2 separate regions of the Homo sapiens genome follow, and region 2 is linked to region 1. Evidence: chromatin loops called from intact Hi-C (ENCODE). Cell type or tissue: IMR-90. All regions are shown on one strand. Links, peaks and the distances in the headings refer to the core of each region. The heading gives the core; the rest is flanking DNA.

Evidence for each region. Peaks named below come from ENCODE experiments on the same cell type or tissue, not always from the same donor. Only the 100,000 strongest peaks of a DNase experiment are listed, where the experiment ranks them.
Region 2: it touches region 1 in a loop (2.9-fold over the local background); 37 of 110 quality-filtered maps call a loop at or near these places.

The regions. Positions count from the first base shown.
Region 1 is chr3:191,235,969-191,241,353 of GRCh38, reverse strand. All of the region lies in intron 3 of OSTN (osteocrin), which reads right to left. Among named protein-coding and RNA genes, the nearest start is that of OSTN-AS1, 4.1 kb to the right of the region's middle. In IMR-90, for the core only: no CTCF peak of the experiment used is centred there; DNase peaks (open chromatin) are centred at 2,783 and 4,573; H3K4me3 peaks cover 637 bases; H3K27ac peaks cover 3,083 bases.
Region 2 is chr3:191,374,556-191,379,940 of GRCh38, reverse strand. CCDC50 (coiled-coil domain containing 50) reads right to left here. Exons shown (of 12, transcript NM_178335.3): 6 at 4,352-4,879. Among named protein-coding and RNA genes, the nearest start is that of UTS2B, 47 kb to the right of the region's middle. RefSeq lists a silencer at 2,847-3,141. In IMR-90, for the core only: no CTCF peak of the experiment used is centred there; a DNase peak (open chromatin) is centred at 2,940; H3K27ac peaks cover 1,378 bases.

The DNA of each region.
Region 1 (5,385 bases), core at 151-5,150:
AAAATTAGCCGGGCGTGCTGGCGAGCGCCTGTATTCCCATCTACTCGGTAGGTAGGCTGAGCCAGGAGAATGGCGTGAACCCGGGAGGCGGAACTTGCAGTAAGCCGAGATCGCGCCACTGCACTCCAGCCTGGGCGACAGAGCAAGGCTCCGTCTCAAAAAAAAAAAAAAAAAAAAAAAAAAAAAGTCAAGGCACAGAGCTCCACCAACTTTGAGTTCTATCCAAAATGAGAGAAAACAGAAATAGCTAAAAAAGAATGTTCTTTCAAATAGTTCAGTAATTTAGATTAGTAAAACAGGGAAGTTAATTATTATAGTATAAACCTTACATGAGTGTACTAGCCAGGCTCCAAGGTGGAACCCAATAATTCTACCATTATGTAGTCTCCTTCCACATTGAATAGGGCTGACTTCTCTAATCAATAGACTATTGTGGAAATGACACTGTTGGAAGTAATGAAAGCTATTGCAGCTTCTGCCTCACTTTGTTGGATCACTTATTCCGGCGGCAGCTGGCTGCCATTTCCTAAGTGCATGCTAACAACCCTTTAGAGAGGTTTACATGGCAAAGAGCTAAGGCCTCTCGCCAACAGCCAGTGAGGAACAGAGACTTCCTGCCTTCAGCCAAGTGAGTGGGCCATTTTGGAAGTGAATACTCCAGCCTCAGTATAACTTTCAGATAACTGAAGCCCTGGCCAACATTTTCACTGTAACCTTGAGAGAGACCCTGAGCTGGAAAAAAATGAGTCAAGCTTTTCCTGGATTTCCGATGCACAAAAAGTGTGTGAGAACAAAAATGTTTATTGTCGTCAATTTTAGGTAATTGTTGCATAGCAATAGATATCTAATACCATGAGATTCACAGTGCTCTGAGATTCCGTGAGAGAAGAGACCACACCCAATTTGGGGGTTCTAGAAAAAACTTAGAAAACTTAGGAAAAACTTAAGGAGCATGTAGAAAAAATAAATGATCATCCATGAATCCTGCAATCTTGGTTACTGCAATTTAAAATTAAAATGCAAAACTAAAATGTTTACATTAGGATAGATATCACTATATACAACCTTGGAAGGACTGACATGTGAGAACAGACCAAGCTGAAGGACTTGGCAAGAACCTGTGAAGGATGAGAAGGAAAATAATCAAAGTGTACAAAACCATGTTAAAATTTAAATTCAAATTCCAGAATGATAGGATGAAGGAGCACATTAAATCTGAATGGTGATATGGTTTTAAGGAACCAAAACATAATGGCTTTTTTTCTCAATTCTACATTCAGAAACAGTAGAGAAATAAAATATGAGTGATCAATGTATAGTAAACAAAATGTCATTTTTATTGCTGATCAAGCTGAACATAAAGTGTGTCTTTACATCTGAATTTCACAGGGCTTCCTGTTGTTTTCTCCCTGTATTAGACAGACTTTTATAACTAGTCATTGTTTTCCAATAAAAAGAGGAAGCAAGCCGATAACCTGAACAGGCTCAACTACTCCTCCCAAACTGACCAATCAGAGAAGTGGCCATTCCTTCCCTGGGAAGGAGTGAATAAAAGGCTGGGCAAAAGCCAATTTTTTTCCTAACAGGAGTTCCTTCACATAGAGGACAGAAACAATTGGTTACCACTTAATAAATGGGGTAGTTTTGAATAACAAAAGAAAGTGCTAATTCACTTAGCAGAAAGTTTACTTTTGACTTCTAGGATTCTGTCTCAAAAGTGATAATTCACTTTTCAACAGATTCTGCTCAATTTATGATGAAGGTGCTGATTAGGCATAATGTCAGCTTCTGATGTATTATCTCAAGGAATTAGCCACATGGACAGGCATTCAGAAAGAAACCATGAGTACTGGAATCACATAATGAGATTTAAGTGACTGTACTGGCATGTTTAATTTGAAAATGGCTGTAGATGAGGCAGGAAAATAGGGTCTAGAGGCAGGGAACATAAGTCAGATTCACATTTCAGCTATGACAGAAAATATCCTCTCCATAGCGCATGCCCAGTATGTGACTTTGTAACTTTATTTCATCCCTTCACAGGGCATACACCAAGTAACCAATGGAATCCTCTAGAGGGTATTTAAAACCCCTCAAAATTCCATAACAGGGCCCTTGGGCCCCTTTGCTCAGGCCCGCTCCCACACTATGGAGTGTACTTTCATTTGCAATAAATTTCTGCATTTGTCACTTCATTCTTTCCTTGTTTCATCCTTTCCTTGCTTTGTTTGTGCGTTTTGTTTAATTCTTTGTTCAAGACGCCGAGAACCTGGACACCCTCACCAGTAATATAGAGTTTATCGTATAAGGCAGAGAGGATCTCCATTTACTTGGCTCATGAACCTTGAGAAGCGAATGAAACTTTTAAAACTTCTGTTCAGCAAATGTATTCATACAAAAATATCCTGTAGAATGTTCTTTTGAGGGTTAGGGTCTGTAATATACTTTGCAAAGCCTATATATGGAATCAGGTATTATCCCTTTTGGGAGAAAGTTTTAAAGCTTCATACATAAATTGGGTTGGGAGAAAAGGTAAAAGGACTGTCCCATCCTATGGTCTTGAGCTGAGCTGAGAAGAGGACTGCAGTAAAGAACAGTCACTGGCAACAATGGCCCAAGATCATTATGCTCAAAGGCATTTCCCACTGTGTAAGAAGGCAGCATTTAAAAGGGCGGCACACTCTTGTGAAAGAACATGGAATCTCCTCAAATCACTACCCCAAAGGGAAAGTTAAGTTCGGGAACTGAGTCAATACTACTGCCTTCCTTTTGTTTCTAAACTGATAGCTGTAATTCCACAACGCTGTATCACAGCCTCGTTTCCTCTACTCCCTCTTTTCACATGTTTACTTTATCTTATGTAAACTGTAGATTTACTGAGCATGAGAGAATGCATAATTGACTTTTCCCTCTACTTCCTCTTGTCATATGTAAAATGTAGATTTACTGAGGCTAATCAGAGCCTCACAAGAATGGAAGCATCTGCCTCACTGCCTGCCCTTTCTGCATTTTTCCCCCTCCTGCATGCTCTTTCCCCTTGAAAACACCCTTTGGAAAAAGCACAGGTCACAGGTGCTCCTGTGACTTGGATTTTTTTCCCCGCAAGTATCTTCAACTTTGGCCAAATATACCTCTGTTGATTGAGAAATGCCTCAGTCACATTTTGATTAACACTGTATCCCTTTTTTGTGTTTCCCACACCTGAAATGGAGCTCATTTTCAACTATGTCCTCTGGAGATGACCAAATAAGAGCTAAAAAAGAAAAGCATAAACCTTGAGATGCCGCGATTGGCTCAGTTCTGTGGCATTTCTTCACAACAAATTAGAAAGAAAATAAAATGTTAGACTTTTTACCTTAATCTTTGGGATTTTTGTCAAGAAGGGCAATCATATCTGACAAATTGAATCTGGCATTGCTATTCTCAACTTTAGCCTGAACCTGTTGTTACAGTGCATAGAGCTGTACTGGGGCATGAACAGGAACGGGGCAGAAGAGGGCCCCCACATCCCACCAGGAAAGTCAGGTGACCATAGGTGATGGTCAGGCATTTGTCACACTGCCTCTCTAAAATAATAATTGGTCACAGCCAGCACCAGGGAAAGGCAGTTTCTCTATAGATCAGAAATATCTGAAACTGGTGATTGGCATCTTCCTGATAAGATCTCAGGTGTTGGGTGAGTTTGCTCAAGCATGCGCTTTAAGAGGTCAAAAGGTGGCATTTAACTGGTACATGACCTTCTAGGGGCATTCCACTGAAAGAAGGATGCCAGGTGCTGGAAGCAGGCCAGCATATAATACCCTAAGGCCAAGGTCAAATGGGGCACTTGACCTCCAAGATGCCTGCTTGGCCTTCTTCCAAGTGTACTTCACTTTTCATTCCTGCTCTAAAGCTTTTTAATAAACTTCCACCCCACTCTAAAACTTGCCTAGCTTTCTTCTTCTGCTTTATGCCCCTCAGTCAAAGTCTTTCTTCTAAGGAGGCAAGAATTGAGATAGCTGCAGTCCCGTTAGGATAGAAATCCATATATCATGGATACAGTAATTCTAAAACTATTCATTTAATGCATATATTCTAAGTGAATCTCACTGTTCCTGGCCTTTGACAAATATCTTATTCACACAGAACTTTAATTTCTTTGTAGAAAGTCGCTTGAGGCAACGCATAATTGACTTTTGCCTCTACATCCTCATTTCACATGTAAAACCTAGATTTACTTAGGCTAATCAGAGCCTCACAAGAATGTCAGCATCTGCCTCACTGCCTGCCCTCCCTGCCATTTTTCCCCTCCTGCTTGCTCTAGCAGCTTTGTAGAAAGCTACTTTCTGCAAAGAAATTAAGTGGAAAGTCACGGCCTTGGAGTTAAACAATCTGGCATGTAATTTATATCAACATAATCTCAGGGAAATCATTTTATCTCTCCGAAAACATAATAAAATGTGGATCCTAATGTCAGAGGCATTTGAACCAGAGTGACTCCATCTTGAATAGGGGCTGGGTAAAAAGAGGCTAAGACTTGCTGGACTGCATTCCCAGAAGGTCAGGCATTTTAGTCAGAGGATGTTTACAGTTAAGAAAACAAGTTAATAATGTTTATGGAAGAGATCCAGGACTTAGCAGGTCCAGAAAATATCCTGATGTCACGATATCTTAAGAACAAAAGTATTCTTAGTTTAAGAGTAAGTTTCACTTTAAAGATAATAATATAAATTATTGTGGAAGACAGTAGTTATACAAAGATTAACAATCCTTTGTCCCAAGCCCTTGTAGTAGCGCACATCTCCCCAAGGATTGTTTTTTTTTTTGCGTTATTATCTTATATATAAACAAGCATTATACCTAAAATGGACGCATTCCTCCTCTTGCTTTTGGGCCCTACTCTCTATGGAGTAGGCATTTTTTTGTTTCTTCATTTCTGTAATAAAATTGCTTTCACTTTACTCTGTGGACTTGCCTTAAATTCTTTCTTGTGTGACATCCAAGAACCCTCTCTTGGGGTCTGGTTCGGGACCCCTTTCTGGTAACAATACCTCCTTCTTAGTGTGTGATAGAGATTTTTAAAAAAGAATGTACCAGAATATTAAAATGGGATGCTTTCTATCTCAGTTTTTGGCTGTGGCTTTAAAAGGCTGAGTAAAAAAGAGACAGAAAGAGAGAAAGTATGTGGGAAGTATTTCGTTTTGCATTCCAAAGTGAGGTGCTAGACTTATGTAGTACTTCCAAAGGAGGTTGCTACAAACTTAGTTTTTTCCAACTTCAATCCAATAAAAGGATTCATATTGAATAGCTCAGGAAGGGAGAATTTCTTGGGAGCAAGTTATTGAAAAACAATGGCATTTTCCTTCCTCCTTCATATGGGGAAAGGGCTTTGAGAAAAACACTTCG
Region 2 (5,385 bases), core at 122-5,121, 140 kb before region 1:
AAGCCTGCCTGGTAAAAAGTCCCCTCTCACATAGTTTCTGCAACAGCAGAAATTTATGTAAGAAGTTGCAAGTGAGGCCCTGGAAAAATACAAAGTGAAAAAAAAGTCATTGAAAACAAAAATAATTTAAAGAAAAGCAAATTACAGAGTCAGAGTTTAAAAGAGGCTAAGCTGTCAAGGCTGGAGGAGAGTAGAGGCTTCTTTCTATTTATCTCAGCCTGCATACTTACTACTTCCGAGGGAGCAGGAACAGCAGCACCTGGCAGTCATGTGATAATACCTGTGAGACAAGCAGTGGTCCTGCCATGGCTTTTCCTCTGAGAGTAAATAAACCCACTCGCTTTAGAACTTCCCCACAGCTTTGATCAGACTGATAGCACTGTGACATCTTAGGGAAAATATAATCAGAGCTATATTGAGAGCACAATGACCAGAGTTCTATTCCAATTTATTCCTATAAAGCAATTCTGGCTTTAAACTTTTACTTGACAGTGTGAGTGTATTATATTCAGAATTAATAAAAATTTTGAATACAGTGAACAAGATTACTTATCTGAAATAGTTCATTTCAGTAAATTAACTATTCAGAGGAGAAAGAAAATGTACTCCTGATTGTCTCTTTATGCCAGGGGTTGTCAATCAGGGCTATATATTCGAATCACATGAGGGTGCTTTGAACACGTATAAAAATATTTGCCCCAACCCCCACAGATTCTAAATTAAGTAGCCTGGGTGTGCCCTGTCCTTGAGTAAGTTTGTTTTAAATCTCCCCAGTTCATTCTTACTTGCAATTAATATTGGCATCACCTGTTTAGTGTATTATGTCCATTAAAATTACTGTAAATTAAAATGATTTTTGTCAAAATCCCTCACCACACTTGACTCACTTGCTGTTAATCTTTAAAAAAATAAAATACAAGTAAACACTGGGCAAATGATGAGAATGTAAGTATTTTGTGAAGCCCACCTTTGTACAACTTTCAACCTGGCTTCTGCGGCTTCAGAAGCCACAGACTCATACACATCTGTATTTCCTACAAAGACAGACTAGTAAACATGGCTTTCTTAGCTTCAGACCTAATAGAACCTGATTGCACAGATCACTTCAAATCAACTCTAGAGCCACGGAGTCTTATGCTGGGCTGGGCTTAATCTAGATTTCTAAGTGGTTTGGGACAGCAAAAACAAACAAACAAACAAACAAAAAAACAGTGGCATAGTCCCAAGAGTGGACCATCTGAAATAGAATATAAATCTCCCTGAGTTATTTAGCTTAGTCAGAACTAGGAAGGCAGATTTCAGAGAAAATGAAATTAGATAAGGAACTCAGTACTGGGCAATGTCAGTGGACAAGATAGTCTGCTATATAAACCATGTTCCAATCTATAGAAAAAATGATACTTCAATAAGCAGCCCAAAGCTTAATTAAGGATGACAGAACATGCCTACCTCCTTCACTTTTGCCATACAGTGAAATAATACAGTGGGATGTGCTCAAATTTCAAGAGACCAAATTTTCTCCACTATTATGCCTCCTAAAGTACACCACAGAATTAGCCAAGAAGATTTTTCACTTTCAGTTTTATTAAAGACACATTGTTTTAAATTCTACCAAAGACAATATTCCATTGAATAGTCTAATTGTTTTGACAGGGTGATAAGACTGTAACCTCTGGCAGTTAAAAAGAGAATGATGACTTAGTAAGAGTCAGAATCTGAGGTAATATCTCTCAGTTCCAAATATTTAGAGGGGAAATGGTTTATTTAAACCCTTGATGTATCACTGGAATCTGTAAATCTCATTAAGTAGAAAATCTCCACAGCCTGGAATACTAAATTTCTGCACTGTCAGGATGCCCATTCTCTGCAGTGTCCTCTGGACCCAAGGTGACAAAAATTTTTGTAAGGATATAGAAAAAGAACTCACAGTGCAGTGTAAGGCCGTCATTAAACAAAGATGTCCAAAAATTTTTTAAATGTAATTAACTGAAGGAAATTAACAGACTAGCTTCCCTCATCTCAGTATCCTAAACAGACTCTAGAAACTAGCTTTCAAAAAATCAGGTGAGTGGTATTTTCAAGTTCCATATATATCTTAATTTCACATTTCCTTGTCTTTTTCTGTTCATCATCCTTCAGATGGAGAACACAAGAACATCCTTAAATGAACACAAAACTTCAGCCTTAAATAAATTTACAGAATAAAATTGTTGAAAGTACTGACAGTCAAGATAAATTTATTCTGAGCTTGGAATAAGGTAAAATGATAGATTCTTTTTGATATCATGTAAGAGTATTTGTAATAAGCCAGTCTGACATTTAGGGAATGCCACAGTATATCTGACTAACAATTCACAGCAGAACAGTGCAGATATTTTATGGCCCTGTGAGTTTAGAAGTTAACCTGCAGAAAATGATGAGCCATTAAGAATTTATAGTCCAATAGAGAAGTAACTCCGAAAGGTTAAGTACCCATTGCCCTGTAGAAAGTTATCTTATACTTAATTTAAAATTTTATTTTGCAGTCCCTTTCAACTGATTCTATTAATGCTGCTCTGCAAATGCTCTTAGAACCAGCTCCGTGTCATCCTGCTAGTTTCTTCATTATTAATGTAAGTTTGGCCTGTCCTAACAACTTTAAGAATTGTGCTTTTACAACAGCAAGAATAGATGCCACTACCTAGTAATTATATTTTAATGTAATCCTCTGACCTGTTCCAGGGAGTTACAAAATCAAATGCCTACGGGGGCTAGAAAGGTAAAATATAAAAAGCAAGCTGAATATAAAATGATAGAAAAGCAGCAGCTCATGTTGTAGTCGTTTTAATATCCGCCTGGTAACATTGTTTTTCAATCCCTTGTGCTGGCAAAATAAAAAACAAAACATTTGCAATTCCAGTAGTGGAGCCTGTGAGTCAGCGTTTAGTGTCATGCTTCCTCAGCCTATTTAAAATATCCTGGAGCATAACTAAAAGCCATAAAGCCTAACTAGCCCTCAGAGCACTCGTGAAAGTCAGATTCACAGAAGCAGAAACGTAGAGGTCAGTGTACATCATTCTTCCTCCATACTTCCCCCACACCTTTGGAACTTGTAAACCTCAAAATGCTAGGGGTGTAACCTCCTCATAAACCTACTCAAGACAGATTATATCACACTTTCCTCTATTTTTCCGCAGCTCTTTATGTCTTCCTAACAAAGTGGATCTAGTTTGGAATTGTTTACAAAGCCATCTTTCTGGCTGAAATCCAAGCACAAAGCCTAAGACAAGGATATTTGTGGCAGCTACTCAGAATGGCTTCTGGAACTAAATTTTAATTTTCTGCATAACCAAGTCCTTCAATAAGAAATAACATGACAGGAAAAACCAACTTAACCTGAATCCGCAACCTAGAAACAAGTTCTCTGACCACAGATAGAGCTTGACTGGCTCCTTGGTACTATGATTCCTAGTGTTACAGACACATGGAAAACATCACCTCAGCAGTTTATAGAAAATAGAGCCATTACTGCGTCAATGATGGACTTCAGAGTTAAGCCTCAGGGGTGCCAGAAATTTGAGGTTTATCTATAATATTTACCTCATTCTTATATAGGTACCAAGAACTTACCTGTATTGGTACTTTAGAACACCAACTGTAGAGTTAGAGCTGGAGAAAGTTACAGCATAAAAAGTAACTTAATGCAATGACTTTAAACTTTTAAGTTCCTAAGAATCCACCTCCAGGTCTAAAACATGTCCAAACTGCCAGGCCTCACTCCAGAGATGATAATACATGTGAAACCCAGACATTTCCATTGTTAGTTAACAGCTGATTCTGATGAAAATGAACTGAGGCATATTATTTGAAAAATACTTTCTTAAAAGACTGCCTATCCAACTCCTCATTTTACAAATGAGAAAGATGAGGTCTAAAAAATACAGTATTTCCGGCTCTATCGGCCTTTTAGTTAGACAAACACTATCAAGACAGGCTCATCAGCTCTTCTGGGTTCACTGAAGTAAAACCAGAAATTCAGGAGTTTTGATTTGGTATCAGAATCTCTGATACACAGTCTCGGTAAATGAAGAACTATATCTGGAATGGGTACCTCTAATACAACCTGGGCATGGAATAACTCTCCAAGAAATCAGTGCATTCTCACAGAAGGGAAAAGTTACAAATATTTTCCTTCTTCTTACAGACCTGAGATTAAGTGTATACCTTTTATAATATGTTGCTCTAGGATTTATTTCAAAGTCATGAGCATGAACTAGAGAGAAAGAAAGGTTGCTTAAGGTACTTATTAAATTCATTGGTTTGTAGTTATATACATGATACCAGGACTTCCATCGAGACTGTCCTCTATTACCTGCGTCATGGAGGTGGAGCTGCTCCTCACTCTCTGAGAATGGAGGAGTCCTGGGCCTGTGTCTCCTTTTTCTGTGCTCACCTTGCCCATGGTCCCTCCCATATACAACTTCCTTGCAGTGAAGCCCTGCTTTTTGTGAGGACTTGGGTGAAAGTCGATCTTGGTGTCGAGACTGTTTTTCCCAATTTCGAGTCTGATGGTTAATCTTAGTCTCCCAGTCATCACATTCAGTGCTCAGAAACACTTCACCACTGATCGTGGGAAGCAGAGGTCTCCGAGGCCTCTCCTGAGTGGACCGTTTCCTTTCATGCTGCTCATTGTTAATATGGGGATTGTCCCTCCCTTTGCCCGAGCTAGAGGATGACAGGGATCTCTTCGATGAACAATGTTGTTCTGGCTCTTCCAAGTTCTCCAGTGGATGTTCTGGTTTCTCTTTCTTGTGCTTCACAGTCTTTCCATCTCTTTGGAGTCTACAAGGTCTTGAGAATCCAGAACCCAATTCCCTGGCCCTCCTTGACCCTGGTTGGTCTGAGTGGAGGCAGAGGGATGTGAAAAATAAAAATGCAGATTAATTTAATGAGAGTTATGAACTCACTACACAGGGGGGAGTCTGGGCTCCAGTTTAACGTACTTTAAAAATGGAGAAAATTGCTTTTTCAACTTAAATTGAGAAGAGGGGATGAGCATTACTGAAACAGTTCATGCATACCTAAAGAATTCTGGGTACATAGCCAAAATGGTAAGAAACTAAAGTGAAACAAATGTGAAAGAAGAGCTTGATCACGATTAGGTAGAGCTAACAACACTTTAATATTTGCCAATAACAAAATTATAGCCATTAAACATTAAGTTCTATTTATAAACCAATTTGAAACTAGTATAGAGTAAAAAGTAGAGGTTGAGGAATCTTGTAAAACAAAAAAATTAAGCTTTGTAATTTCAGACAGAGGCTTTCAAATATTCTTACTGGAAATGCCAATAAAACTATCAGAATATTGCTAGTTTCTCTTGAGTTCAGAGGAATGATCCACAGA